Regions from separate parts of the Homo sapiens genome. Here all the other regions are linked to region 3. A link is a loop called in an ENCODE intact Hi-C map of the cell type or tissue named here. Cell type or tissue: CD4-positive, alpha-beta T cell. All regions are shown on one strand. Each heading gives the region's core, and the rest is flanking DNA. Links, peaks and the distances in the headings are about the cores only. Region 1 overlaps ZFYVE28 (zinc finger FYVE-type containing 28). Region 2 overlaps ZFYVE28 (zinc finger FYVE-type containing 28). Region 3 overlaps ZFYVE28 (zinc finger FYVE-type containing 28).

Region 1 (9,979 bases), core at 3,026-5,525, 72 kb before region 3:
CCTACCTCCCATGCCTTTTATTTTGGTGATGAGCGCCCGTTTCTAGCATTTTCCCTGCCAAGTAGACAGGCATGTCACCCCTGTGGGAGCTCATCTTGACACTTGCTGCACTGGTCTCACATGCACACACGCATGCACATCCATGCCTGCACATATATTCACATGCACACAGATACATGGACGCACATGCATGTACACACTTATGCACAACGCACAGATTCACACGCACACAGCCATGGACAGGTGCATGTGTGTACATGTACATACTTGCACACACACGGCGGTGGTTCTTGGCCTCTCCAGAGCACAGGAGAGGAAGTGTGTGAGTGAGCCGAGGGGACATGCAAGTACCCCATTCTTTGCTCAGAGGCTCAGTCCCCTCTTTGGTCCGGGGCTTTGTGTGATGACTGGGGCTTTGTGTGCCAGCACCACGCTGCCATCAGCCTTTCATGCACCTGCGTTGTGGCTGAGCCGTCTCCTCCGCTTACCAAGCAGCGAGGGGCCCGTGTTGACCTGGCGTTGCTGGGAACTCCTTGCACTAGTGTTGTGAGGTTTTTGGTGCCAGGGCAGAGAATGATTCTGGGTTCCTTTCTGGGGGTCTCTGCGTGGCCCCTGCTCGTGTCCTCTTTCTCAGAGCCGAGATTTAGCTTCCAGGAGGTGTTGTCATCCAGTGCCCTAAATTCAGTACCTGGCCTGTTTGCTGGGCCAGATGGTGTCTCGTCAGCGAGCTGCAGTCAGGGCTGCGGGACACACGTGGAGAGGGACTGTGAGGGCTCCGGGCCACCTCAGTCACAGCCAGGTGTCTGCTGTGGGACCATCCACACCAGGCCCCTGCTTCTCCCACCCTCCCATACCTACTGCTCTGAAGGGGAGCGGGCAGGTTTGGGGCCATAAGGGAGCTGGTGGCTCTGCTGACCTGGACTAATGCCTGAGGTGGGTGTCAGGCCCAGCGGGTCTCATGCAGGCCTTGGGCAGGCTGCGAGCTCAGCCCCACCCCGAAAAGGGGCCATGCTCCCTCCTGGTTCAGGAAGTGGCAGGAAGGCTCCTCTGCCCTCTGGTAGGAAGGTGCTGTTCTTGGCTCTTCCCCTCTTCCTTGGGAGCGAGGAGGGGCATTGGCAGGTCCCGGGCCCAGGTGAGCAAGCTGGTGGCCACCCCAGAAGCTGGGTCAGAATTCTAGGGGAGGGGAAGCTGGCGGTCACCCCATAAGCAAGGTCAGAATTCTGGGGACTGCGCTGGGTGCGGTGGCTCACGCCTGTAATCCCAGCACTTTGGGAGGCCGAGGCGGATGGATCATTTGAGGTCAGGAGCTCGAGACCAGCCCAGGCAACACAGTGAAACCCTGTCTCTACTAAAAATACAAAAATTAGCTGGATGTGGTGGTGGGATTACACCTGTAATCCCAGCTACTTGGGAGGCTGAGATGGGATGATTGCTTGAGCCTGGGAGGTGGAGGTTGCAGTGAGCTGAGATCACACCAGCCTGGGCAGCAGAGTGTACTCCAGCCTGGACAGCAGAGTGAGACTCCGTCTCAAAAAAAATGACCTTTGCATCTGAAGCAAAGGTCAAGGGCCCAGTTGCTCATCTGTAAGTTGACAGCTACAAGGCTTCGAAAGTGCAGCACTCCCTGGGGCTCGGGCCTTGGGGAAGGGCCAGGAGGGGCCTTTTGGGCCTCACTTTCCCCGCCTCCCCTCCTCTCCTTCCACGCAGTAGAGCAGGAACAAGGTTAAGAGTGTCTCCTGCCTCCCAACCCCACTCTTCTTCCCATTTCATCACGGAGGGGTCGCTGGGCGACTGCGACCTTGTGGCTCTCCGGGGTTGCCTGGGCCCATGGAGGGAATGTGTTTACTTCCAGAAAGGCACAAAGTGCAGGGACACAGCAGTGGTGCTGAGAGGGTGGGAGCAGATGGCAGCCAGTGCCCACCGTCCATCTCTGTGTCTCTGGCATCTGTGAGCACACCAACGGCCGGGGGGGCAGGCACATCAACGGCCGGGGAGGGGGCGGGCACACCAACTGCCGGGGGGGCGGGGTCTGGGTCTGTCTTGCTCTGGGCTGTGTCCCAGGTCCAGATCGGCTCCTAGCAGAGTGGTTGCTCAGGCAGCATCTGCCGGAGAGCGAGTGGGTGCAGAGGCTCCGTCAGCCTCCTGTGAACAGTCCCAGGGAAGGCTTCCCATTGGCTGCCCAGGTCTCAGGTGCATGCAGCCGTCGCTGGAGCCCAGGCAGGGGGGCAGTGGATGGCCTCGTGTGGGTCTGCTCAGCCTCACTGGGGTTTGCTCTCCCCACCCCAGGGGTCTGGGCCAGTGTCTTGAGCTGATCCAGAGAGTGAGGACTGGAGGGCCAGGAAAGAGTCAGGACAAAGTGACCCTGGCCAAGGCCACACAGAGGGGAGGGGTGGCAGGCCAGAGCACACGGAGGAAACGGCCCCGACGGAGATGGGAGTCTGTGGGGAACACGGCCAGCGCATTCGAACTGTGCGCGATTTGGTATATTCTCCTCTCCTCTGTCTTTCTCTCTGTGATTATAAAGAGTCCTTTTTATAAAAATAGGTTCAGGCCAGGCACAGTGACTCACTTCTATAATCTCCGCAACTTTGGGAGGCCAAGGTGGGAGGATGGCTTCAGGCCAGGAGTTCAAGACCAGGCTGGGCAACACAGGGAGACCCCATCTCTAGAAAAAATTTAAAATTAGCTGAATATAGTGATGTGTGCCTATAGTCTCAGCTACTTGGGAGGCTGAGGCAGGAGGATCTCTTGAGCCCAGGAGGCGGAGGTTGCAGTGAGCCATGCTCATGCCACTGTACTCCAGCCTGGGCAACAGAGTGAGACCCTGTCTCAAAAAATACGTATATAGGCTGGGCACAGTGGCTCAGGCCTGTAATCCCAGCACTTTGGAAGGCTGAGGCGGGTGGATCACGAGGTCAGGAGTTTGAGAGCAGCCTGGCCAACATAGTAAAACCCCATCTCTACAGAAAATACAAAAATTGGCCGGGCGTGGTGATGGATGCCTATAATCCCAGCTATTCGGGAGGCTGAGGCAGGAGAATCGCTTGAACCCAGGAGGCAGAGGTTGCAGTCAACTAAGATCACGCCACTGCACTCCAGCCTGGGCGACAGAGTGAGACTCTGTCTCAAAAAAAAAAAAAAAAAGAAGAATCATTATATATATATATATATATATATATATATATATATATATATATATATATATATATATATATATATATATATATTTTCAAGGACTTCATCACTTTTGTAAGGGGCTTCTTTGAATCCTCGAAACTCTGATCCAGGGGAACAAGCTGTTTGCATCCTGGGGCAGTGGGAACCTCACGTGCCAAGGGACGGTGGCCGTGCTGTGTGCGTAGAGCACCAAGGAGGCCAGGCGGGGTTGGGGCGTGTGGTGGTTGCAGTTGAAGACCAGCTTCTGAGCCCCTGCGTGTTTGGTGGGAGGGGAACCTCTGAGCGTAGAGTTTCCTGCCACAGTGCACTGGTGTGGAAACTGAGATGCTGTGAAGTTCCTAGAGAAGTGGGGGGTGTGTGGCAAATTGTTTCTGAATCATGGGAAATGGTTTATGATGCACTGTCAATCATTCTTCACTTAAGTGTAGTAAATTTTATTGTTATTCTGGGCCACTTCATATTTTGGTTTTGTGAATAAAAAAATATTTCCTGGCCGGGCACAGTGGCTCATGTTTGTAATCCCAGCACTTTGGGAGGCTGAGGCGCGTGGATCACCTGAGGTCAGGAGTTCGAGACTAGCCTGGCCAATATGGCGAAACCCCGTCTCTACTAAAAATACAAAAATTATCCAGGCATGACAGCGGGCACCTATAATCCCAGTTACTGGGGAGGCTGAGACAGTAGAATCGCTTGAACCCAGGAGGCGGAGGTTGCAGTGAGTTGGGATCGTGCCATTGCACTCCAGCCTGTGCAACAAGAGTGAAACTCCATCTCAAAAAAAAAAAAAAAAAAAAAATTTCCTGAGAGCTGCTTTTGTCGCCTGGAGCGCCGGGGACCCCACTCTTCCCAGAGCCCCTTTTCTGTGGGCTCTCCACCAGAGGGAGCGTGAGGACCTTGTGTCTGGGGTGCAGCAAAGGATCTGGATTCCCCACAGTCCTGGGGTGAAATGCAGGGGCCCTGGGGACCCTTGAATCAGGGGTTGAGCTGGCAGCCTGAGCCTCAGCTTTAGTTGTTTCCCTCTAGATCCTGGTGTGGAAAGCTGATAAAAGAGCCGGCTGCTGCTCAGGGTGGAAGGTCCCAGGCTGAGCCCACACATGGCCTGGGGACAAGGCAACCAACCGAGGCATCCCCTCCAGTTCCCCACCCACTCATGGCCCTGGCCCCTCTCTCCTGCAGAGGTCGGATCCGCAGCTGCTTGCCCGGTTCTACTATGCCGACGAGGAGCTGAACCAGGTGGCCGCGGAGCTGGACAGCCTGGATGGGCGGAAGGACCCCCAGCGGTGCACGCTGCTGGTCAGCCAGTTCCGCTCCTGTCAGGTGAGCCACGGGGCAGCAGAAGCTGGCTGGCCCCGCTGGGCATTGGACAGAGTGGCCTGTCCTCAGTAGACCAAGGCTTTGTCACCTGCTGGCCCCCTGTGGTGGCGTTGTCAGGGTCGGGTGCTAGAGAAGCCAGGCCCAGGAAGAGGGACCATCCCGGGCAGGATGCGTGGGGTGGGTAGCCGGGCTGGAAGTGAGAAACCGCACGGGACACTTGGGGGAGCAGAGGCTGGGAGAGCGGGGGCAGGGGGTGCGGAGTGAGCAGGCTTCTGAGCCAAGGGGCAGCCAGTGTGGGAGGGGTGGGCCTGCCCAGGTGCTGGTGCAGAGCTTGGGTACCATGCAGTGGTCACACTCTGCCACTGACTAATGGTGCTGCCAGCATCTGCTGCATAATTGACAGATGGCCCTGGAAGCTGCCGCTAAAAATACCCTGGCCGAGGTTTTCTTCCCAGTACACCAAGCACTCAGAGGCATTTCCAACACAACGGCAAACGGCATGCTGCAAAGTTTTATCAAGTGATGACGAGGGGTTTTCACAAAGTTCCGGAATGTTCTTGGTGTACTCTTCCCACAGGGTCTTGCTGAATCCTTGCGGCCATGGGAGGTGGGGCCTGACACATGCTCCTCCAACAGGGGGGAGTCTATCACTGTGTCACCGTGGTCCTGAGGGTCCCACCCTGTGGGGCTCCTGCAAAGTGGCCAAGCTGGCTGCACCCCAGCCCTGGCTCTGGGCCTGGCCCTGCTGCGGTGGGAACTCAGCAGCATTAGGGCCCTGTGTGTGGCCAGGACAACTTTTCTGGCCGGATCAGGCTCTGGGCTCTTTTTTGGGCTGTTCAGTGGCAGCCTCCACCTTCCATGTGTTCAGATGTTCCCACAGATGTTCTGGCCCCTCCAGGGACAGCCTCTGTGGGTGGGGAGAGTCCCTGCCCCCAGGAGCTCAGGTTAGAAAGACCTTCTGCCCAGGGGACAGGTGCTGGGGGCCCTGGAGCCTGGAGGAGGAAAGTGCCACGGAGGAGAGGTGCTAGACCTGCCCCGTGGCCCCACCGATGAGGAAGGGGGATCAGATGCTATTCCTCATGGCAACCTTTGGGGAGGGGCTCTGTTCCCTTTACATGCTCTGTGACCTGTGTGCTTTTTTGTTGACTGACAGAGTTGATGATAAAGCCTGGTTTTAAGTGAGTTTGAGAGGTGGGGGCTGCCAAGCTAGGTGGCCCCTTCTCAGGCTTCCCGCTGCCACAGGCTTTAATTGGGATGTATCACCGTGAGAACTGCCCTGTGAGAAGGATCTGGAGGGGGATGCTCCCAGCATAGTGAAGGCCTTAAACACTCAGGTTCTTCTCCTTGCTGCTGGGGTCTTTGAAGGAACTGAGAGGGTGTGGACACTGTCCAGGTCCCTCAGCATCATCTGATTCGGGCTCACTTCTGTCCACTCCGCTCCAGGGCCCTGCCTCTGGCTCATCTCGTATCCCACTGGCTCCTTTGTGACCCTTCTTCCCTCTTCCACGCCTCCCCCTCTTCCTCCCTCCTCCTATCTCCCCTTCCTCCCCCAGCCTCCTCCATGTGGGTCCCACGCCCAGTCCTTGGCCTCTTCCTGTCCACCCCCCGACATGGCGGCCTCATCCTGCTCCATGTCTGTGCTGAGCACCCCCAGGGGAGGCTCTCAGCTTCTCCTCCCCGCAGATCCAGGTGTGCTCCCCGGTGTTCCTCCCAGCTCCCTGAGGGCATCTCACAGGGCCCACCTTACGCCCAGCACAGCTGGACATTGAACAACATGGTTTGAACTGCACAGGTCCATTTATACATGCATTGTTTCAACCTAACTTGGATCTAAAATACAGTATTCTCAGGACACAAAACCCACATATATGGAGGGCTGTGCAAGTTCCGCTGGTCCAGCCGTGGGACTTGAGTATGTGCAGATATGATATACGCTGGGGGTCCTGGAACCTGTCCCCTGCGTGTACTGAGGGATAATTGTATTTCATGTCTTTTTATGACATTATAAGTGGTATTGCTATTACATGTCAATTTTTAAAAATAAGCCAGAACCATAAACGAAGTGTTTCCCTGAGTTCTGCGAGCCACTCTACAAATTAATCCAACCCCAGAAGGGGGCCATGGGAGCCCCAGTTTACAGCCAGCTGGACAGAAGCACAGACCATGCCTGGACTTGGGATCAGCATCTGAAGGGGCGCCGTCTTGTGGGACTGAGCCCTCACCCTGTGGGGTCTCACTCTCTCGCCCAGGCTGGAGTGCAGTCATACGATCTCGGCTCACTGCAACCTCCACCTCCCAGGTTCAAGCGATTCTCCTGCCTTAGCCTCCTGAGTAGCTGGGATTACAGGCATGCGCCACCATGCCCTGCTAATTTTTGTATTTTTAGTAGAGACGGGGTTTCACCATGTTGGCCAGGCTGGTCTCAAACTCCTGAACTCAAGTGATCCACCTGCCCTGGCCTCCCAAAGTTCTGGGATTACGGGCATGAGTCACCGTGCCTGGCCCTAAATGTCAATTTTTGATTGTTTGGTGCTCCTATATGGAAATACTATTGACTTTTGTATATAGATCTTGTATCCTAATACCTTTCTGTGGGAATCTAGGTAATGGTTTTTCCTACTTTCTACTCTCTACTCTCACACAGTCACTCAACACTCCATGACCAGATGAGTAGGGTATTCCCCACACACCGAGTCATTCCCCAGCAGGTTCTGCAGGGGACAGCAGTGGGGGTCCTCTATTCAACCTCATCTTGACACTGTCCACCCGGAGTGACCTCAGAACCCACAGGGTGAGGGCTCAGTCCCACAAGACGGCCCCCCATTCAGATGCCAATCCCAAGTCCAGGTGTGGTCTGTGCTTCTGTCCAGCTGGCTATAAATCGGGGCTCCCATGACCCCCTTCTGGGTTGGATAAATTTGTAGAGTGGCTCACAGAACTCAGGGAAACACTTCGTTTATGGTTCTGGCTTATGAATAAAGAATGTAGTAACAGGTACAGATGAACAGCCTGATGAAGAGGTGCACAGGCTAAGGTCGGGAAGGGTCCCAAGGGCAGGAGCTTCTGTCCCGTGGAGTTGGGGTGTGCCCTTCTCCTGGCAGGCGGATGTGTTCGCCAGCCCAAAGGAAGCTTTCTGAACCAGTCCTTTTGGGTGTTTTTGGAAGCTTCATTATAGAGCCATGATTGATTATATATCATTGGCTGTTGGTGAGAACACTTCCCAATTCTTCAGTGCCTCTCCCCTCCCCGGAGGTTGGGGGTGGGGGCTGAAAGTCCCAACCCTCTAACATGCGTTGATCTTCCCAGGGACCAGCCCCCCATCCTGAAGCTGTCTAGGGCCCCCCAGCCACCAGTGAACTCCTATCACTCTGGAGAGTCCAAGGCTTTTTAGGAGCTGTATGTCAGGAAATGGGAAGATGACCAAACGTATATTTTACAATATCATACTTTCTTTCTTTCTTTTTTTTTTTTTGAGACGGAGTCTCGCTCTGTCGCCCAGGCTGGAGTGCAGTGGCGCGATCTCGGCTCAGTCCAAGTTCCGCCTCCCAGGTTCACACCATTCTCCTGCCTCAGCCTCCCGAGTAGCTGGGACTACAGGCGCCCGCCACCTCGCCCGGCTAATTTTTTGTATTTTTAGTAGAGATGGGGTTTCACCATGTTAGCCAGGATGGTCTCGATCTCCTGACCTCGTGATCCACCTGCCTCGGCCTCCCAAAGTGCTGGGATTACAGGCGTGAGCCACTGCGCCCGGCCTACAATATCATACTTTCTAAATACACTTATTATTTCTGGCAGCTTTTTGTAGATTCTGTTAAATTTTTTGCCAATAAAGATAATCTTCACTTCTTCCTTTTCTCTCTGGATGCCGAGTGTGTGTGTGTGTGTGTGTGTGTGTGTGTGTCTGTGTGTCACCCTATTGAACTAGCTAGAATTCCAGTACAAAGTTGAATAGAAGTGGTGAGAGCAGACATCTTTTGTTAATGATGGAACTCTGAATGCTTTCTCCCCAAAGATAAGCGTGATGTTAGCTGTAGGATTTTCGTAGCTACCCTTTGTCAGGCCAAGGCAGTTGCCACCTACTCATAGCTTGCTGAGAGTTCTTATTAGGAATAGATGTTAGATTTTTTTTTTCAGATGCTTTTTTTGTGTGTCAACGGAGATTATCATGTTATTTTTATTATGGTAAATTACATTGATGGTTTTTTTTACTCGATAAATACTGACTTTTTATTAGTATCCACTCCATCACTCAACAGCAATAGCAGCATGCAGATGCCATGAGGGCAGGGCTGTGTGTACACACAACACTCACCAGTACATCCCAGTGCCTAGTACACAGTAGGCACTCAGTTATATCATTGAAACAGGGAACGCTTGGCTGATTCATTTACATTTTAATTTATTTTATTTTTTTTATTATTATACTTTAAGTTTTAGGGTACATGTGCACAATGTGCAGGTTAGTTACATATGTATACATGTCCCATGCTGGTGCGCTGCACCCACTAACTCATCATCTAGCATTAGGTATATCTCCCAATTCTATCCCTCCCCCCTCCCCCCACCCCACAACAGTCCCCAGAGTGTGATGTTCCCCTTCCTGTGTCCATATGTTCTCATTGTTCAATTCCCACCTATGAGTGAGAATATGCGGTGTTTGCATATTTTCTTTTTGAATAGTGTGACTTACTCTTTTTGGCATATGATAGCTATGGTATCACATAAACAATTGTAAACTGTGTCGAGCTGCCAAAAGTTTGAATCTCATGCCAGTATATACATTCAGCCTTCTCACCATAGCTATTTGAGAGTTATAATTATCTATAGCACTGAAAGAGACTTTGGGCTCATCTGGTCCGATTCTCTTATTTCATGAATTAGAACACTAAATCCACTCAGACTGGGTGACTCGTCTGTCAGAACATGCAATAAACAGAAAACAAGGGGTTGTTTGCCTGATGCCATAGCATCCAAAGGTCAGGGTAGCTGGAACTCTTGGTGTCTTCTTGTCTTACAAAATGATGGAAGACGCATCATTTTAGTTCTCTGGTAGAAAGAGGATCAGAGAACCAGCTGGGAATCACAAATATGCTACAAAGATAAAAGACAGAATTTGGCCCTAAATAAAAATAGATTCTTAAAAATAGAGAAGAGATCAGATATGTTGCTAAGAAAATGCAGATGTTAGACCATATCCATGGTTCACAGTCCTTGTGAAAGCTTAAAAAATATAGATGCCAGGACCCAATCCCAGAGATTCTGCCTTATTTGGTCCAGGAAGAGCATAAGCATACATTGATTGATTTTTGAATGTTAAAAAAAATTACTCCTGCATTCCTGGGATAAATCCCACTCGTTCATGGTACATTATCCTTTTACGCATTATTGAATTCAGTTTCCTAAAATTTTGTTAGGAATTTTTGGATCAATATTCATTAGGGATATGGGCCCACAGTCTTTGTCTGATTTTGGTGTCAAGACAGTGTCA
Region 2 (9,979 bases), core at 3,387-5,886, 130 kb before region 3:
CACTTCCCCAGGTTCTGAGAGAACCCACATTTCCCAATCCCTGGGTCCAGGGCAGACCCGTCCTTCCATGTCCAGAGAGGATCCTGATGGCCCTGCCAACGGCCTCCCTTCCCGAACCAGGACTGACCCACACCTCGGCCCAGTTCGCGTCCCCTCCCTTGTCCCTATCCTTGTCCCTTCCCCACCCACGTCCTCTGGAATCCGGGACAGGTCCTCCGCCCGGCCCTTGGGGCGAGCGCGCCCGTGGCCAGCAGCCTCGGCGGGGCGGGAGGTGCGGCTCTCCAGCCGGCGCCCGCGCCTCTCCTAGCGCCGCGGGGTCGGGGTCCGGGCGGCGCGCCCCGTGCCTCAGCGGCTGCGCCAGTCGCACTGCGGGCGCTGCGTCCCCGCCGCCCGCCTGGGGCTCGTGCCCGCTGCAGCCGGAGCAGGGCCGGGCGCGCTCGGCGCGGGATGAAGGCGCGGCGGTGTTCAGGATCCCGGCGCAGGGTCCAGGGCGCATCTGGGCGTCCGAGGGTGGCACCCTGGGGCCGGCGCAGCGGGGAGGCCCGGGCCCTGAGATCTTGGGGGAGGTCACGGCTCGGGTGGGGTCACCGCGGCGACCAAGGGCGGGAGTGGGGCCAGCGCTTCGTCCGGGCAGCTCGGACGTCCGAGGCCACCGCGTTGCCGACCTACCCCTCCTCCCTCCACTGGCCGCCTTTCTCCGTCCAGCGTCCCAGGCCTCCGCCTCCACCGTGGGTGAGCTGTCACGGCAGAGGTTTCCTGAAATCCGTGCCTCGCGTGCGCCCATTCCAGGAAGGCGGGAGGTGGGTTTGGAAGATCGGCACGGAGGTTTGAGGGCTCACTCAGGGCCCCGAAGGGCGCGTGCTTCACGGCCTTTGAGGTCGGGGAATTCTGTTTGTCGTTGCCGGAGTGTTGGGTTGAGGGCTTACGGTACATGGGGCGCCCCTTGCTCGGCCTTGGCTTGATTGGGAGGGGACTCGGGGGGATTCAGGGTTCCTGTGGCGTCACTCCCTGCTCCCAACCTCCCTGTCCCTAGCAGCGACTTCTTAAGGGTTCGTCCCGAGCCTTGCGTTTCCTGGCGCTGGGTGTGGTTTGGGGCCGAGCCGTCTGCGCCCAGCCTCTCCTCCTGCGGCGCCTTCGAGCCCCTCTCGGTCCTGCCTGCTGCCCCCATGTGCCTCTGCCGGGGTAGGGCGGTGGCCTCCGCTCTGGATAGCTGTATGAATGGTGTTTGGTTCCAGTGACTTTTCCTCACCAGTTACTGAAAACCAAGTCTGCTTGTAAAACGGCGTTTTGGGGGCGTGCAGCAGCATTATTTTCTGTGACAAATGGCGGGAGGCAGCTGGAGAAATGTGTCTTAGGTCTTAACTAACATTCTGGTGTCGCTGAAGGCACTTGCTGGGACACTAGGGGATGCCCCTCCGGACGTGGCTGTGGAAGAGGCCGCATTTGGGGGATCACCCTTCTAATCGTGTTGAAAAGGAAGGAAAAATAATTGTAGACTCTGTTTCATGAGTAGCTGAGTAATTTCAGGATGGCCTTGTCTGTTTCCGTTTAGGGAAGACAGGTTAAAGGTAGAACATGGTACTAGACGTTGTCCTGAGAATTAGGAATTGCGTTCCCAACTTTTCCTCTTCAGCAGGCAGCTGCCTTTCCAGGCAGGCGGCGGGCACCAAGAGGGCACAGCCAGTGAATCAGCTGATCCCAGGGATCAGCCCAGAGCTGTGTGCCTCCGGAGAAGGGATGGAACAGGATTGATGTGGATCTCTCCTTTTTCTCGTTGTCTTCTCCTGGCATGCTGTCTGGTAGTAGCTCCAGAGCTCTGGACTTGAGACGTATCTCCATTTCAGATCTGTCTCTGGCCATAGCATTTTTCTGGGAGCTGGTGCCCTGTGGGCAGTCTGAACTTGGGCTGTCTCTTATTTGAGAAATGTCTTTGGAGTTAAATATCTTGATTGTTTGAAGGGTCGGAGTATGTTATGTCACTCCATAGCTTTTCATTTTTCAAACCAAAGCTCAGATTCTTGCCTTGGATTATGAATTGAATTTTATGCTTCCCCTTCCTGTCTAATTTAACACATTTTGGCACAAATAAGCACAAAGTCAGTCCTGGGAAGATTCTGGGCCTGGAAGAGTTGAAGTGTTAAACATTAGCTGTGGGAGGATGTGTCTGGGGGAGACTGTTGCCTGCAGTCAGGAATTTTTTTCCCACTTTGTATTTAGATAGATGTACAATTCAAACTGAATTTTTAATTGAATTCCTGCTTTGGTTTAAAACTGCACAGCGAGCTTCTTTTTATAAATTTTTAAGTGTGTGTGTGTGTGTGTGTGTGTGTGTAGAGACAGGGTCTCACTATGTTGCCCCGGCTGGACTCAAATTCCTGGCCTCAAGCAATCCTCCTGCCTCAGCCTCCCGAAGCACTGGGATTACAGGTGTGAGCCACTGTGCTTGGCCAGCACTGAGCTTCTTGTTCATCACAATATGGTGGAAAATATTCTGAAATGAAAATATTATTCACTGTTCTTATAGTTATAAAAAGCAATTGGAAATGCTGAAAAATATTCCTGTGTGACATACATTTTGATATCTGAATAAAAATTAGCTACTACGTTAGCTACCTAAGTTGAGTAAAAGAATGCCTGATGAATAATACAAAAGTTTAACATTAAAATGACATTTGCAAATTATATTTCTATTCACTTTCTTAATCAGTCTTTTAAACACCAATATGATTTTTCTTGGTATAAAGTGTTCAGATCTTGTAAGTATTATCCTGACTTTGAACACTCCCAGGAAGAGACGGTGCAGGAAAACCTGTCAGCTTGTCCTGCTTTATTGATGTTGGTGAAATACTTTCTTGCCTTTCTTTAAAGTCTTTTCAAGAGAGTTTATGCTTTAGAAAGGCAAACCATTTTGGCATGGTTGGTGTCTTCATCTGAAACAAAAGTCTCAGTGCTGTGTTTCTTGCTTGGTTATGACTTTCTATTGATTGACCTGGCTGGAAGTTCCTGGTCACTAGGAGGTGAGAATTCCCGGCATGGGGGAGAGGGACCTGGACACTTACCTGGACCTGGGAGAGATTTCCTGGCCATCACCAAAGAGCATATTAATATCACTCAGGATGAATTTGTGTTTTCCATCTTTGAGGAGGAATTGACCCTCAGTGGGTTATGCTGGCTGGGTGGATGGGGTAGTTCCCATGTGGCTGGTTACCATGCTCAACCTTGCACTCCGAGAAGAGCTCGCTTGTCTGCACCCCCAGACCGTTTTCAGAGTGGGGGCTATTAACCTTTCTTGTCCCCCCGCTTTGTAGGAGAACATTCCTTATAAATCTGCCTTACTGAGTGATGTGTATTTGGCAACTTCCTGTAAACATTCCAGGCCCAGATTAGCGATGACATGGCCTTTGCCAAGAGAAGCCTGAGTGACTTGCTGGGTGTGTGTGCTTTATGAAAGAAGACCCCTTTGGGTTTGGTAAAGTCTGCCTGGGTGCCAACCCCACTGGCATGTTTTGTGGGAACCTGCCAGGACTGAGCAGTACTGAGTATGGGACTTCCTGCCCTTCGGCTCTTGTTAACCCAGCCTCAGTCACCTGAGGGTTTTCGGGGTTCCAGCCCACTTGGTCATGGGCCCTTGAAGAGAGCTGCCCATTGGTGGCCAGCACTCTGTACCTTGGCCACCTGGTTGAGAGGGGCGGCACCCTGGAAACGAAGTGGCAGATGGGGGCGGGCCCCAGAGTGGGGGGTGGGGCAAGGTCTGGATATATCTGTTTGGTCCCGAAGTGCAGAGATGAGGCGCAGCCCAGTCCTCCTTTTGGGGCTCCCCACTGGTGGCTGAGGGTGAGGGGCGATGACAGAGATCCCCCAGAAGTATACAGCTGGGGCTTGGAAGGCTGTGGGAGGGGTCTTGGTGGACACTGGGGCCTGGCACGAGTGGGGCCTATGAGAGGGCAGTCACTGGCATGTGCCTTGACTTCCCTGCTTTGCGTCACCTGGGAAACGAATGGCTGTCCCTACAGCACTGCGTCCATGCCCCATGCCAAGCACAGACCCTGTTCCAGGGACTTGGGATTTGAGTGATAACTTCTAGCCAGGCTACTGATGAATTCGTTTTCAGCTGATAAACTCCAAGTGCCCAGCTGTGGCAGGGGGTTGTCCTTGGCCTGGCACGTTTCTCTCTGAGGTGAGCTGCTGGAAAGCCAGTGTTCCGGATGCTGCACAGGCTGAGCCCGGCGGTGCTCCCTCTCCTGGCGGGCGCCTGGCACGGAGGGGGCTCAGGAAGTCCTGGGAGGACGCTTGGCAGTGCTGAGTCAGAGCAGGCGTGGCTGGCCCTGCGCACCGGTCTCTCTCAGCTGTGTGTGGTTCTCTGAATTCAGAAGGCTCTGGGGCTCCCCCGGCGGCTCTGCATCCAGGTCATGCCACCCCTCCCAGAAAGCCTTCCTTTTTCCACATCAGCACTCAGGCTGTGGTCAGCGGGAGTGCAGTGCGGACGCCTGAGAGCCCATGTGCTCTTGAGGTGGCTTTGTAGAACCTACTCCCTGGCCTCTTAGGAAGTGACTCTCAGCGGGCAGCTCACGTCTCATTTCCTGCGCTTTGCTGAGGTTTCTGTTTGTGGTTGGGGGAGTGTGGGACCTCACATGCCTTGCCTTGTGCCAGCGGCATTTGCAGGGCAATTAAGAGCCTGGGCTGCAGACAGAGGGCGAGCATCACTCCCTGCGCCGACTCTGTCATCACTCAGGGCTCTCCTTCCCTGGCAGGGCAGGGCTGGGCGCTTACTGGAAACGTCTGGTATGGTTTCTGTTAAATGGGCGAGTCAGAGGCAGAGAGTCGAGAGCTTCACGTAATTGATATTTGGACTCAGCAGGCAGGGCAGACGGGGGAGGGAAGCAGGGCCTCAGTGTCCTGCCCCACAGGCTGAGTGTCTTTAGGTCATTTTGTTCGACCTTAAGAGGAGAGATGGCTAATTTAAGGCGGCTTCAGTGGCCATTTTCAGCCACCAAGAATTCCCAGAATACCGGATGTGCTTGCTCTAAATGTGTGAAGGTGCACATCTGAGAGCTGGTAAGTGACAGCCAGGGTGTGGTTTTGTTTGAGTTGACAGCCTTGTGCAGCTACAGGGTGTGCCGGGTGCAAAGGTGAATAATGGTGAGCTGATTCCAATTTGAAGAAAAATAAATGCTGAGAAGGCTGTGGGTTTCAGTGCTTCCCCAGTGTTTTCTTGTCTTCAGTGGTTGCCGGTCATGTGTCTAAATAGCATTGGAGCTCCAGGGCCTGGCTGGGAATTCTCGTCCCTCCCACACCTGTGCCTCAGTTTCCCTAGTGTCAGGTGGGGATGCTGAGACCTGCCTTCTGGAATTGTTGGGAGCATGTGAGGAGATCATCTCTGTCCAAGACTCACAGTAACAGCTCAACCAATGACCCCAGTCAATAATGGCAGAACCAGTGGGTGGTGTAAGCAGGCGGGGACTTCCACAGAACCAACGTTTAGCTACCTTAGGGTTTCATGTCAGTGTTTCTTGGAGTCTCAGAGGCCATCACAGCTTCCAGTTCCTCCAGCCAGGCCATTCTGAGAGTGAAAGCGTCTCAGTGGGGGCCTGCCACCCCTGTGCCTTTTTCTGGTAGGTGGCGGGTACTTGGTTGCTGGGAACAGACCCTGACTTAGTACGCCTCAGGCATCCCCGTGGATCTGGTTACAGGTCCCCCTGAGGATGAAGGATGCGCCCTGCCCCTGCCTGCGCCCCAGGGGGGAGATGCTGCCATGTGCTCACTCACCACGTGAGCACCTGCCTCCTCTATGGTTGTCAGGACCAGGGCTGACTGCAGCCGGTGTGGGCAGCAATGGGGTTCACCATGTCGGACTGGCCCCCAAACCTCTCATGCTGTCCTCCCATGGCCTGTGCCCCCCATTTGTTGTCTGGATGCCCAGGACCTAGGAGAGGACTCCAGGGCTCGGGTGGCAGCGGGGAAGGGGCTGGGGTGCACTTGTGCTGCACTGTGATGTGAGGGGATGAGCTTCTATCCGTTAAGGCACTGAGGTGTGAGGGTCATTTGTGAACGTTTAAACTATGCTGATGCACCCTGTTTTACAAATGGGGTCTCAAGACAAGTCACCTTGCTCGAACCTCTACAGCCAGGAGGAAGCAGGGCTGGGATTTACACTCCTGTCCGCGGGACCCCAGAGCTGGCACCCGTATGCGTCAGGCAAAGTCTCCTTTCCTGCAGGAAGGCACTGGACTGTCATCGGATTTTACATGAGTCCCATTTGGTGAAACGATTACTTTTGTCTTTTTTCAGTTGGATTGCAAAAAAAACTTAGATATTGATGGGCAAGTCAAGTGTTTGAAGGAGGAAGACAAAAGTGAATGGATATTTTTTGACTGATCTGAATAGATTAAGCACAAGTAGAATAGAACATTTTATGTTATGGTAATTAATGTAGAATAGTTGGATAGGATGAATGGAATGATTTTTTCCTTCTTACAGTAAGCATTTTGAAGCTCTTCCATTTCTCATTGTTTTCCTGCTGGAGGGAGGCAGGGGGTGTAGGGGACACATCAAGTGGGGGGGCCCCTCCATGGACAAGGAACATGGGTCCAAACTGCATGGCTGGCTCTCTAAGTCTCTGCCACGGGTGGGTTTTGCTCCAGCTGTGCTGCGCTTGGCTCTCCCCCACCAGAAAGGTGGTATTTTACACCGGCTTCCTGGGGAGACTGGGCTAGCACACCCAATTTAGGATAGTGTCCTTAGGGCAATGTTTTTTTCTTTGGATTTCAGTTTTTGAGAATGTTTCCAATTATTTTTAGGGATATCATGATTACAAAAAACACCTAAAAGCAGAATCAACTACTTAAATGTCAGATACATTTAAGAATTGTACACTCATGTTCATAGCAGCTTTATACATAACAGCCAAAAGGGGGAAACAACCCAAACGTCCATGGAAGGAAGAACAGATACATGTGGTCCCTCCACACCATGGCATGACATTAGCATTAGAAAGGGCGTGGTGGCTCACACCTGTAATCCCAGCACTTTGGGAGGTCGAGGCAGGCGGATCACGAGGTCAGGAGATTGAGACCATCCTGGCTAACACGGTGAAACCCCGTCTCTACTAAAAATACAGAAAATTAGCCGGGTGTGGTGGCGGGCGCCTGTAGTCCCAGCTACTCAGGAGGCTGAGGCAGGAGAATGGCGTGAACCTGGGAGGCGGAGCTTGCAGTGAGCCGAGATGGTGCCACTGCACTCCAGCCTGGGCAACAGAGCGAGACTCTATCTCAAAAAAATAAAAATAAATAAATAAATAAAGTTAAAAAAATGAAAAAAAAAAAAAAAAAAGAAAGGGAGGATGTTCTGATACAAGCCATCGCCATGAGCCTGGAATACAGGATGATAATCAAAAGAAGCCAGTCACAAAGGGCTGCGTCTTGTATGATTCCATTTCTATGAAATGTCCAGAAGAGGCAAATCCATTGAGACAGAAAGCAGATCGGCGGTTGCCAGGGGTTGGAGAGTGGAAGTGGAAATGGGGAGTGATGATTTAAAGGGCATGGGGTTTCCTTTTGGGGTGATGAAAAGGTTTTGACGCAGCAAGAGGTGGTGGTTGGGCAGCATTGTGAACGCAGTAAATGCCATTGTATTGTACCCTCTAAGATGGTTGATTGTATGTTGTGTGGATTTCACCTCAATTTAAAAAAAGGAATTGTACCACTTTTTGAGGTTAACAGATAATCAAGGGAAAAGGTGTTTTGCCCCTGAATAAAAAAAAATAGGAAAATAGGCCCAGAGCCATGGTTCCTGAGTTTGGCTTTCTGCGTAGGCAGCTGACTTGGGGGCTTTGGAAAGCACCCTGCCAGCCTGGCCCGCTGACTGTGGCCACCTGGCGGGGGCATCTTCCTGGTCTCTGAAGATGGATCCTCAAGTCCCAGCCCAGCCTCTCCTCCCACCCTGTGCTGCTGGCAGGGCCCTTGTCCTGGGGCTTCCAGAAGACAGCGTGAAGGAGTTCTGTGTCTGGGATTGATCGTGGTTGGGTAGTTCTGACAAATTTCTCAAACCGACCTCCTCCCACAGAGCTGCCCGCAGGGGTCAGCCCCCCCACCCCACCGTGGGTGTACTGGACTCAGCCTTCTCACAGCGCCGGCATGGGCTGCTCAGTGGGAATCTCCAAGGCTGTCAGGCCATGTGGGCCTTGCCTGAGCCAGGGATCGGAGGGACAGCGAGCAGCCAGCGGAGTGGGGGCGAGGGGGCTGCTGAGATGTGAGTGGCAAGGGGGTGTGGGTCGCGGAGCCTGAAAGGCTGGGTGCACTTGGAGCACAGGGGACAAGGTGGGGTCGCTGCAGATGGGGTTGGGAGGTCGCCTGGGGATGGGTCACAGGCAAGGAAGGTGGGGGCATGATGGGGTCAGCACTGCTGTTTGCGGGGTCCTTCCAGGCCTGCTGTGGGAGAGACGAGATTGGAAGCTGGGACTGGTGGGTGGCGGGGATTCCAGCGAGAGGATGGCAGCAGGCGACTCTGGATGGAGAAAGTAGATGGATCTGGGCCTGGTGGGGGTGGGACCTGGCTGGGGGAGAGGTGCTGTTTGGGGATGGGGAGCTCAGGAGAGGAGCTGCGAGGTGGAGGGTGGAGATGGGGGTGCAGAAGTAGGGGTTTGGACAGTGTGTTTGATGGCCATGCAACTCCACGGGGAATGTGAGGGTGGGGGGCCAGGGGCGTTCAGGGCTGTGTCACAGACCGCGTAAAGGCAGACCTCCCCACTGCGAGATGCCCAGGCATGTTGGATAAAATCACAAAAACATTTTTAAAAGTACTGAGCTGGCAAGAGAGAAGGTGTAACCCCTAGTGCCAGAAATAAGAGGAAACTAAAACCTAAAGCTGAGTGCATGGGAAGGTCCACTTAGAAACCGCCGGGAACTGAGAGCTTCAAACCATCACTGCTGCCCCACGTCAGGATTGGGTGGATCAGCCCGTGGGGCGGGGCTCACCTGGGCGTGGCTTCATCTAGGTGGGGCTTATATGGGCAGGACTCACAGTGTGGGGCCATCTGGATAGGGCTGCATCTGGGCGGGGTGGCATCTGGGCGGGGCTTCATCATCTAGGCAGGCTTACCTGGGTGGTACTCATCTGGGCGGGACTCTATCTGGATGGGGCGCCATCATCTAGGTGGGCTTACCTGGGTGGGGCTTCATCTAGATGGGGCTTACCTGGGCGGGGCCCAACTGGGCGGAGCTTCAGTTGGGAAGGGTCAGCCAGCTGAACCATCTGCGGCCTTTGGTCCACCCCGGCTGGTGCAGCTGTCAGGCAGGCCCCCTCCAGGCTTTCTCCCCGATGCTGAGTCTCAGGGCAGTGGAGCAGAGTGGCAAGGTGATCCTGAGGCCCAGCCTGGAAGTCACATGGCATCACCTCCACAGTGTCCATAGGGCCAGCCCCCATTAAATGGGGGGGGCTGTCACCTCCACTTCTCGGTGCGGGGAGTAGCAGAGTCACATCTCAAAGGGCAGGTGTGGGGATGCAGGGAAATGCTGGCTTGGTAGGATGTTCTTGGGAGCACTCACAGGGAGGCCCAGGGCATGGTGGGGTTAGGGGAGATGTGTTGGTCCAGGACTGGGTGAAGCATTGCTGTCCAGTGAGGGCAGGTTGGAGCAAGGGTCAGACAGGAATCTGTGGCCTTGAGGCCTGGAGGCCAGGGGGCCAGGAAAGCCCCATAGGCCACTTCAGCACAGGGTCACCTGGGCAGCCTGGCCGAGTGAGGTACATGGTGTTCTGGAGGAGCCCTCCTGCCACACCTCTGAAGTGGAGTTCATAGTAGAAAGTTACAAGACAGAGGAGAAAGGGGTTCTCCGTGAGCACACTCCCTGGCATGCGTAAGGTCAAACCAAGCCAAGAGACTGAGGATAGAAACCACAAGGCAGGCCAGGCACAGTGGCTCACGCCTGTAATCCCAGCACTTTGCGAAGCCGAGGCAGGTGGATCACGAGGTCAGGAGGTCAAG
Region 3 (9,979 bases), core at 4,906-7,405:
GGACTCAGGGCTGGGTAGGGCCATATCTCTGCTCAGGCCAGGCCGCCTCCTCCAGGAAGCCCTCCCTGCTGTATGGTGACTGTGCCTTGCTGTCGTGGGGGTGTTGGGCATCTGACCACAGGCCAGTTGCTTCTGCCTTCCGAGGCCCACTGCACCTCGATAGGGCCCGGCCAGACAGGAGTGGGGGTGGAGGGAGTGTGAAAAACATAAAGGAATTCGTGTTCCTAACTGAATCCCAAGAGACATCAAGGCAATGCTGCTAAATTAGAGGAGATGGGAAAATAGCTAATTTTCAGAGCATTCACACATCCATATCCAGTGTCTCCTTATGTTCAGTACTTTGGAACCAAACTGCGGGTCCTACGGTGACTCCCCCTGCCCCCTCAGAGTGCCCCCCTCGCCCTGCAGCCCCCACTGCTGACGCACAGCGGTGTCCACATCACAAAAGGCACTGGGAGGGCGGGGGCAGGGAGGGGCTGTCTCCCTTCCAGAGACCTAAAGAGATCCCAAGGGCGCCTGGGACACCCCTTCCTCCCCTTAGCTCCAGACGTCCTGGAAATCTGTGATGTCTGCTGGCCTCTGTAGAGGGAACACCAGCCGCAGCCACCTCCACGTCAGTCACCGCAGAGAAAGGAAGATTTGTGGAAGGAATACAGCAAATCAACGCCTCCTCGCAAAGCACTTTCCCTGGATGTTGAAACAGTGACTGCAAACTCAGAGGCCCTTCAGGGGCTTAAGCCAGGATTCGTTCAGCCCATCCTACGGCTGCTGCACGTGAGGCCCGAGGCCCTTGCTGCATCTGCACTGCACCCACGCCGCTGAGAGGATCTCACTTGTCTGACCCGTCAGTGGCTATCTTACTGTCCGTGTCTGTGGCTCAGGCAGCAAAGCTCTGGACCACATAACCTGCCCAGGGTCGCCCAGCGGGTGAGAGATGCTCTTAGGATCAGATGACAGATTCCACCTCTAGATGCCTGTCTGGGGCTGCTGTAACAGAACACCCATGAGCTGGGAGGCTTAAAACCGTGGGGATTTGCTGGTTTACAGTTCTGGAGGCAGGCATCTGAGATGAGGGCGCTGGTGGGGTGGCACTGCAGCCCAAGGTTCTAGGGGATGATCCTCCTGCCGCTTCCAGCTTCTGGTGGCTCCTGGCACTTCCTTGCCTTGTGGCCAAGTCACTCCAAGCTCTGCCTCCGTCTTCTCTTGGCCCCTCGCTGTGTCTGTCTCTTGTAAGGATATTTATTGGAGTTGGTATCCATCCAGATAGTCCAGGATGGTTTCATCTCAAGATCCTTAACTTAATTAAATCTGCAAACAACCTTTTTCTAAAAAAGGTCACAGTCGCAGATTCACATTTTGGGGGTCACATTCAGCCCACCGTGACGTCTGAATCCTGTGCCTCCAGCCCCTCACCCCTCCCGTCACCCCCCACCCTGTCTTCAGGACACAGCAGAGAGCAGGGGCTGGAGAGTCAGCAGCCAAGGGCTGAGCTCCTTCCCTAATCCCACCTGGCATAGGTGAACTGGAGACCGCATTTGCTCCACCAAGAGCCCACGTCTCAGCTTTGCATCAGCTAGCTGGGCTGTGTATAAGCAATGCCGAGTAAGGGTCCTGCAGCATCCATGCGTCAGATGCCTGTCTCAGCACAGCTGGGTTCTGTGCTCAGGGTCTCCCCAGGCTGAAATCCAGGTGCTGTGGACTGCGCTCTCGTCTGGAGCGGCTGACGTTTATTTCATCGCTTCTTGTTGATTGAGAAGAGACTATGAGATGCAGTTGTGGCAGGTGTGGAGCTTAGCACTTGACATCCTCGGAGGCAGCGTCCCCGTCCACGCCTGATGCCCCCTCCCACCCCCGCAAAGGGCAGGCCTCGGGGCTGACCTCTGACCTGCTGCCTTTTTGGCATCCTCCCGCTGAGGTCCCTTAGGTCTCATTAGCAGGAAGCAGGGCTGGCCTGGGCGCCGGGAGGGAGAAGCTGAGGGGTGGGGACCATGCAGCCCATGCTGGGAGAGCGAGTGAGCCAGTGCCCGTACAGGGGGCTGTCCTCTCGCCGCTTCTCTGGCCGCTGACCCCATGCTCCCCACAGGGACCGAAGTCCTGCAGCAGCAAATCTCAGGCCACTGTCCCTGCACCCCCTAGAGTGCCTGCATGGAGCAGGTTTGGAGGTGGGTGGGGGAGCAGTGACTGGGCCCAGAGTGTCTGGAAGGACCCCTGGACCTGTGCCCACACCCTGAGACCGGAGGAATATGGACATTGGAGGGTGCTCCAAGACAATGCGCCAAGACCGGGTGACACATCCAGGAGAGACCTGCGGACCAAGCTAGTGCCTGCCTGTGGGGACCACAGACCCCGGCCAGCTGACCAGGGCGGGGCAGCCCTGAGATCCCGGCTTCAATTTCCCTCCCTCCCGCTGAGCTGTTTCTGGGATGGGCGCCTGCCCTCCTGGACCGGCCCAGCCCTCCTTCCTGTCCCTCGGTTCTGTCCTTCATTCTGGCCCACAGTGGCAGCGGCCCTTCTGAGGATGCCCTGGTCACGGAACAGCATTCGTCTCCTTCTCAGTCCCAGCCTGTGCTCAACCCAGGGGCTGTGGAGCTGCAGTCAGGAGCTGTGGTGAGAAGACTGACTTCCTTGGGAAGGCGAGTCACACAGGAAAACCACGAGAGAGAATGACTTTGCAAGGGGCTGGAGAGGAAAGGAAGCAGGGAGATTCCAGCCTGCTCAGAAGAAATCAGCTTACTTGCTGCTGGAAGTTATTAGGGCTGACACCAGTGCAAAGGCCTGGCAGCCACAGTGGGGCCGGCGCCATGGCGGGGTCAGCGCCACGTGTTAGTTCCCCCGGCTGCTGTGACGAAGCACCGCGGCAAGGTGGGTTAAATCACGAGGGCGTTTGTTGTCTTGCAGTTCTGGAGGCCAGAAGTCGAGATCAAGGTGTCAGCAGGGCTGGTTCCTTCTGGGGCCATAAGGGAGAATCTGTCCTGGGCTGCCTTCCAGCCTCAGGGGGCTTGCTGGCCATCTTGGGTGTGTACTTGGCTTACAGAAGCATCACTCCAGTCCCTGCCTTCAGTCCACGTGGGGTTCTGCCCAGGTGTGGGCCTGCACCCAAATTTTCCCCATGGGTAAGGACACCAGTCAAGTTGGCTTAGGGCCCACCCTACTCCTGGATGACCTTATCTTAACTTTAGTTACACCTGCAATGACCCTGTTTCCAAATAAGGTCACATTTTAAGGTATTGGGGGTTAGGACTTCAACATATGAGCTTGCTGGGGGGCCCCAATTCAACCCCAAACAGCACACTCGCGCCTCCCTGCTAAATCCTTGCCGTACTAGACTCAGGGCACCTGCCAAGAAGAGGGGTCTACCTGCTGTTGGTTTCCGCTGTGGCCTGAGCTGAGCTGGTACGACTTTGGCAGACAGTTCCAGAGCCGATTCCTGGAAGGGTGTCTCAGCCCTCCCTGATCCCAGGACTCACAGAGGAAGTCAAAGCCAGGCCTTGTGCATTGCAGACTCAGCCCCCCGGAGGTCTTTGTGAGGCACCATAAGAGGAGACAAGATGTCCCAGCAGGCTCCAACTCCTCTGGGGAACCAGAGGCGTCCAGGACTGTGGGATTGTCCTGACCTGGTGGCCAGTGTGACCGGGCAGCAAGGCCTTCACCTCTGACTCCTGGGAGGCTGTGCTCAGCCCATCTTGGGCTCCTGCTGCTGAGGTCCTCTCCATCTCATTGGTGAAATCTCCACCAAAATGCTTCCTCTGAAAGCTGGGTTGTCCACCACTGTGCCCCGTCGCGCTCTCCTCCTCCCCATCATGGTCTTCAAAGCCCCAGGCGAGCCACGGTGGCCTATACCTGTAATCTCAGTACTTTGGGAGGCTGAGGTTGGAGGATCATGTGGGGCCCGGAGCTTGAGGTTACAGTGAGCCGTGGTCACGCCACTGTGCTCCAGCCTGGGCGACACGGCCTTTATCACGGTGGGAAATGGTCTCATTTCTGAACACTCATTTGCAGGCTGGCTGACTCCCTCCACTGCGTACACACGTGAATCCGGTCTTGTGTGGCCACATGCTCCACAGCGAGCCTGAGCTGTCGATTGATGTCAATGAATGTGGATGCGGGGGCTCCAAGAAAGAGAGCACCTGTGCTCTGTTCCTCAAACTCTTTTTCCCTCAAGTGTAGCCTACAGGGAATTGCGTTCTGTGGAGCATCCTCTGGGGGCACTGACCAACAGGCCAAGGTCCGAACTGTCCAGCCCTCCCAGTGGGCCTCTGCTTAGCCTCAACCTCTGCCTGGTCTCTCCCAGCATCACCAGGGGGTTCCCTACAGTCTGTCGGCTGCTTCCCACCTCTTGGCTTTCATTCAAGCTGTCCTCATGCTGCGCCTTCCAGGAACCCTCCCTGGCACTCCAGACCTCTCTCCAGCCTGAGTGAGGAGTCTCCCCTCTGACCTCCCACAACAACACCCTTGATGGTTCCTCTGTTACACTTTCCGTGTGTGATAATTAACTGTTCACCTATTGATCTCTGCCATCAAATCGTGAGCTCCTTAGGGCTGAACTGTGCAATTCCTGGATCATAGTTGGTGCTTAGTGCATGTTTGTAGGGCAGGTGGATGGATGGATGGATGGATGGATGGATGGGTGGATGGACGGTTGGATGGTTGGATGGATGGATGGATGGATGGACTGATGATTAGATGGATGGGTGGGTGGATGGATGGATGGCAAATGAATGAGTGGATGGGTGGATGGATGGGTGGGTGGATGGGTGGATGGATGAGTGGATGGGTGGATGGATGGGTGGGTGGATGGGTGGGTGCATGAGTGGATGGGTGGATGGATGATTGGATGGATGGATGGATGGATGGATGGATAAATGGATGGGTGGGTGGGTAGATGGGTGGGTGGATGAGTGGAAGATTGGATGATGGGTAGACGGATTGGTGGGTGGACAGGTGGGTACATGGGTGGATAGATGGATGGATGATTAGTTGGGTGGATGGATGGATGGATGCATGGATTGGTGGATGGGTAGATGAATGGATGGGTGGATGGATGGATAGGTAAATATATGGATGGGTAAATGGATGAGTGGGTGGGTGGGTGGATGGATGGATGACTTTTACAAGAAGCAGCCAGCCCACCATTTGCGTCAGGGCCCAAGGTGGCTCATTAGAATTGGTATGTGGTTGTACAAATGCCCGAGCTGCTAATTTTCCCACATCCAAGCACAATTAAACCTTGCCTCTGGAGCCTACCAGTCACTCTTGATGTTCTTTGTTTTTGTTTTTTATTTATTTTTCTTTAGAGATAGAGTCTTGCTATGTTACGCAGGCTAGCCTTGAATTCCTGGGCTCAGGGGATCCTCCTGCCTCAGCCTCCCCGTAGCTGGGACTACAGGCTGTTTTTCTCTTCATTAGCCTTTGCAAATGGTTTCAAGAGTTCAAAAATTAATGTATCTGATGTCATAATGAGAAACATACTGTGATGCTGTTAGTCTTTCCAAAGTTGGCATTCTCTTCTTTCACAGACTCCTAGAGGTTCAAGGTGGCAAAGTCCTGTCTTTCTGTTTGCATACTCACTTGCTAAATTTGCTGCATCAGATTCATTTGGGCTTTGCTATGGTCTTTCTTTTCCATAGTAATTGGAATTAAAATTATAAGTTCAGTAAACTTCCCTCTTCTGCTCTATCCAATTGCTGAATTCAGACGTGTTCCATGTTCCCAACATCTCAGAGGCTCCCCTCACCACTTTTCCCACCCCAATGATGACATCAGCCATTTATCCCCCCTGTGTGCTGTTCAAGAGGAGCACTTTGGAAACCTGGCCACTGTCCTGTGGCCTAACTGTGACACAGCTGAAGACACAGGCTGGGCAGCCTTTGGTATTGATGTGACTGTTTAGAATTGCACTGCCTTTCTTTACCAGAGAATGACATTTCATAGTAGTTCAAACCGAAGTGGGGCTGTTGCAGGGAGTTTTTGCTGCCTTCTGTAAGAGAGTGGCAGGAAGCAACATTCAGGCAGCCGGTGCGGGAGTGTCTGGCAGCTGCAGAAGGTGGCTGGACTTTTAGACATCCGGGTGAACATGCTGAAGTGACGTTGATCCACTGACTTGAGAACATCAGTGACAAGGGTTCAGACTCTGTGGTGAGACACAGGAAGCTGTTGGCAGGGCAGGTGCCCTTCACTCTTCTAGCCTCTGCTTCTCATGGCTCCCTGTCTTTCTGTGACTTGAGCTGTGGCTGTATCTCACCCGTACTGTTCCCTTCCTCACCACAGGGATGGACCCGCTGGGCACCAGCTCACTTCTCGGCTCTGTATTGTTAATGTGTGTGGCTCCCCCACTAGACTTGGCTTTTGGGGGACACATAGTGTCTGATCTACCCCTGAGGTCCTCCTCATGGCCCTACCCTGTCTGTTCAGCAACTGGCCACAGGGGATAAACACCCTTCCAAAGGCAGTGTTCCTGGGCCACTGGCATCCAAACAGTGCCCCCTGCTGTGGTTTGAATGTGTGCCCCAAAGTTCATGTGTTGGTAACTTAATCCCCACTGCAACAGCGTTGAGAGGGGGGACCTTAAAGAGGTGATGAGGTCATGAAGGCTTTGCCCTCCTGAGCGGATTGATGTTATTGCAAGAGTGGGTTTGTTATTGCTGCAGTGGGGTCCTTATAAAGGGTGAGCATGGCCCCCTTCCCCTCTCTCTTGCCCATGCGATGCCTTCCTCCATGTGGTGACATAGCAAGAAGGCCCTAGTCAGATGGGGCCCCTCCACCTTGGGCTTCCCAGCCTCCAGACTGTGAGCCAGAAACATGTCTGTTCATTATAAATTACCTAGACTGTGGTACTCTGTTATAGCAGCAGGAAGCAAAGGAAGACACCCATCCACATGGCCCCAGGAATGGCTGACCCAGAAGGACCCAGGCTCATGCTCTCGGTGAAATCCTGGGTTCTACCTCCCCACTCTGCTCTCTTGTTCCCTTTGGCCCTTCCAAGCCCAGCCGGTTCCCTTGGGCAGTACCTCATTGGTTTTTCTACCTGTGACATCTCTGTATGGGGCCCCTTGGCTCTCTCTGTCCACCCATTCCCCCTCCCACGCCACCAGAGCTTCCAGCCAACCAGGGCAGGGAGGCAGGAGAGGGCCTTTCCTGTGGCAAGTGAAGGGTGTCTGGGGTTGAGATGGCCATCAGCGATCTGACCTACCCGTGGGCAATCGGCCAGCCTTGGCCTGGCCTCGGTCTCAACCTGCTGGTAGAAGCCATTGTTCTTATGCCACACTCAACTCTCTGTTGAACGTCAGGGCCCTTCCCCTGATTTCTCATCTCCAGGGGTGCTTCAGTAGCAGGATGCTTGTCCAGATAGCCTTCCCAGCTTCAGGGTGTTGGTCCAAGGGGCTGGAGCTGCGGGGCTGAATACTTCCCATGGGCTTCTCCTTTCACAGGGAAACAAGTTCCTCGCCACAGGCAGGGCCCGAGGGTGCCATCTGCTGCCAGCAGGCACTTTCCTTTCTTCTTGAAATGGCATCTCTTCTGATCACAAAAGCAATACTTGATCCGCGATGAGACTTTAGAAAATGATAATTTACCTGTAATCTTACTACTCAAGTAAGTGTAAGATTAATGCCTTACCTTGAGTATCTTCCCCAGTGTGTCATTTATGTACATATGACATCTCTAATTTTTATTTTTATTATTTTATTTATTTTAAGAGACAGGGTCTTGCTCGTTGCCCAGGCTGGAGTGGAGTGCAGTGGTGTGATCACAGCTCACTGTACCCTTGAACTCCTGGGCTCAAGCGATCCTCCCACCTCAGCTTCCAGAGTAGCTGGTACTACAGGTGCACACCATCATGCCTGGCTAATTTTGGATTTTTTGTAGAGACAGAGGTCTTGTCATGTTGCCCAGACTGGTCTTGAACTCCTGGCCTCAAGTGATCCTCCCGCCTCAGCCTCCCAATAATTGTTGGGATCACAGGCATGAGCCACTACACCTCGCCTCTAATTTTTTAAATGCTACATTTTTCATTTCATATTTTAACATTTCCAGTGGACCATCCTTCTGGAGATTGTTTCACCATAGGGATATGACCTAATGTATTGAGTCAACCCACTGTTGATGGACATTTAGCTTATAAGCTATTTCTTGCATATGAGTTTGCTGGGCGATTACAAGAAAAACATTCTCTTCTGTTGTTTGTGAGATGTACAGCTCAGTAATTTGTGGTACATCCATGAGGCTGTACAGCCAATATCACTGTCTAATTCAAAACATTTTCATCACCCCATAAAGAAAAACCCTCCCCATCAGCAGTCACCATGTTCCCCTCCCCCTTCAGCTGTTGCGACCACGGTTCTGCTTTCTGCCCCTATGGGTTTCGCCTGTTCTAGACATTTCATGTGAATGGAATCAATCATACAGTATGTGATTTTTTTTTTTTTTTTTGAAGGAGTCTCACTCTGTTGTCAGGCTGGAGTGCAGTGGCATGATCTCGGCTCACTGCAAGCTCCGCCTCCCGGGTTCACGCCATTCTTCTGCCTCAGCCTCCTGAGTAGCTGGGACTACAGGCGCCCGCCACCATGCCTGGCTAATTTTTTTTGTATTTTTAGTAGAGACAGGGTTTCATCGTGTTAGCCAGGATGGTCTCGATCTCCTGACCTCGTGATCCGCCCACCTTGGCCTCCCAAAGTGCTGGGATTACAGGTGTGAGCCACTGCACCCGGCCAGTTTGTGATCTTTTGTGACTGGCTTCTTTCACTCAGCACGATGGGTGTGTTTTTGTTTTTGTTTTTTTAGACGGAGTCTCGCTCTGTCTTCAGGCTAGAGTGCAATGGCACGATCTTGGCTCACTGCAACCTCTGCCTCCTGGGTTCAAGCAATTCTCCTGCTCAGCTTCCCGGGTAGCTGGGATTACAGGCATGCGCCACCACACCCAGCTAATTTTTGTATTTTCAGTAGAGACGGGGTTTCACCAAGTTGGCCAGGCTGGTCTCGAGCTCCTGATGTCAAGTGATCCTCTCGCCTCGGCCTCCCACAGGGCTGGGATGACAATATGATGTGTTCAGTGTTCATCCACACAGTAGCATGTATAAGTGCTGCGTTCCTTTCTGTGGCTGAAAACTTATTCCATTATATAGATAGACATTTTGTCTATCCATTCAACTGTTTTCCAAAGTGTCTGTGCCATTTTATTTTTCCATAAGGAAGAGAGGAGGATTCCAGTTCCTTCACATCCTCACCTTCCTCACCACAACTTCATATTTTCTGGGTTTTTTTTTTTTGAGGGGGGGGGGAACATTCTAATCGTCCTAATAGATAAAATGGTATTTAATTGTAATTTTTTTGGCATTTCCTGACTGACAGTGATGTTGGGCATCTGTTCATGTGTTTATTAGCCATTTGTATATCTTCTTTGGAAAAATGTCTATTCAAATCCGTTTTCCATTTGTTCAGTAGTGTTTTTTTTTTTGGTCTTTTTGTTGTTGGATTGTAAAAATTCTTTCTATATTGCAGATACTATGTCCTTATCAGACACATGATTTGCAAAAATTATTCTGTGGGTTTTCTCTTCACTTTCTTGGTGGTGTCCTATGAAGCAGAAAGTCTTCAGTTTGATGAAGTCCAGTTATCTGTTTTCTCTTTTGTTGCCCATGCTTTAGGTGTCATGTCTAGGAAACTGTGGCCTAGCCTAACGCCACAAAGATTTACTCCAATGTTTTCTTTTAAGAATTTTAAGCCTGGGCGCCGTGGCTCACGCCTGTAATCCCAGCACTTTGGGAGGCTGAGGTGGGTGGATCACTTGAGTCCAGGAGTTCAAGACCAGCCTGGGCAACGTGGTGAAACCCCATCTCCGCTAAAAATGCAAAAATTAGCCGGGCAGTGTGGTGCACGCCTGTGGTCCCAGCTACTCAGGAGGCTGAGATGGGAGGCTCACTTGAGCCCAGGGAAGTCAAAGCTGCGGTAAGCCATGTGAGACACCATCTCAAAAAAAAAAAAA

Evidence for each region. Hi-C counts contacts between places; a loop is a spot of excess contacts. Peaks named below come from ENCODE experiments on the same cell type or tissue, not always from the same donor. Only the 100,000 strongest peaks of a DNase experiment are listed, where the experiment ranks them.
Region 1: a loop joins it to region 3, with 19 times the contacts of the local background. A loop is called at or near these places in 9 of 110 quality-filtered maps.
Region 2: a loop joins it to region 3, with 6 times the contacts of the local background. A loop is called at or near these places in 10 of 110 quality-filtered maps.

Annotation. Positions count from the first base shown.
Region 1 is chr4:2,348,448-2,358,426 of GRCh38, reverse strand. It overlaps ZFYVE28 (zinc finger FYVE-type containing 28), which reads left to right. Exons shown (of 13, transcript NM_020972.3): 2 at 4,354-4,494. It overlaps LOC105374352 (a long non-coding RNA gene), which reads left to right and starts at 6,924. Exons shown (of 2, transcript XR_925056.3): 1 at 6,924-9,979. In CD4-positive, alpha-beta T cell, for the core only: CTCF peaks have their summits at 3,818 and 4,038 (motif pointing right); a DNase peak (open chromatin) is centred at 4,066.
Region 2 is chr4:2,407,805-2,417,783 of GRCh38, reverse strand. The region is part of intron 1 of ZFYVE28 (zinc finger FYVE-type containing 28); the gene reads left to right. Among named protein-coding and RNA genes, the nearest start is that of ZFYVE28, 5.9 kb to the left of the region's middle. RefSeq lists enhancers at 420-978, 979-1,537, 3,972-4,221, 5,214-5,734, 5,735-6,255 and 2 more. In CD4-positive, alpha-beta T cell, for the core only: no CTCF peak of the experiment used is centred there; DNase peaks (open chromatin) are centred at 3,643, 4,533, 5,073 and 5,443; H3K4me3 peaks cover 1,910 bases; H3K27ac peaks cover 2,500 bases.
Region 3 is chr4:2,278,226-2,288,204 of GRCh38, reverse strand. The region is part of intron 8 of ZFYVE28 (zinc finger FYVE-type containing 28); the gene reads left to right. Among named protein-coding and RNA genes, the nearest start is that of MXD4, 21 kb to the right of the region's middle. RefSeq lists enhancers at 1,738-2,237, 2,238-2,739, 5,820-5,879, 6,648-7,147, 7,148-7,649. In CD4-positive, alpha-beta T cell, for the core only: a CTCF peak has its summit at 6,464 (motif pointing left); DNase peaks (open chromatin) are centred at 6,074 and 6,434; H3K4me3 peaks cover 984 bases; H3K27ac peaks cover 2,210 bases.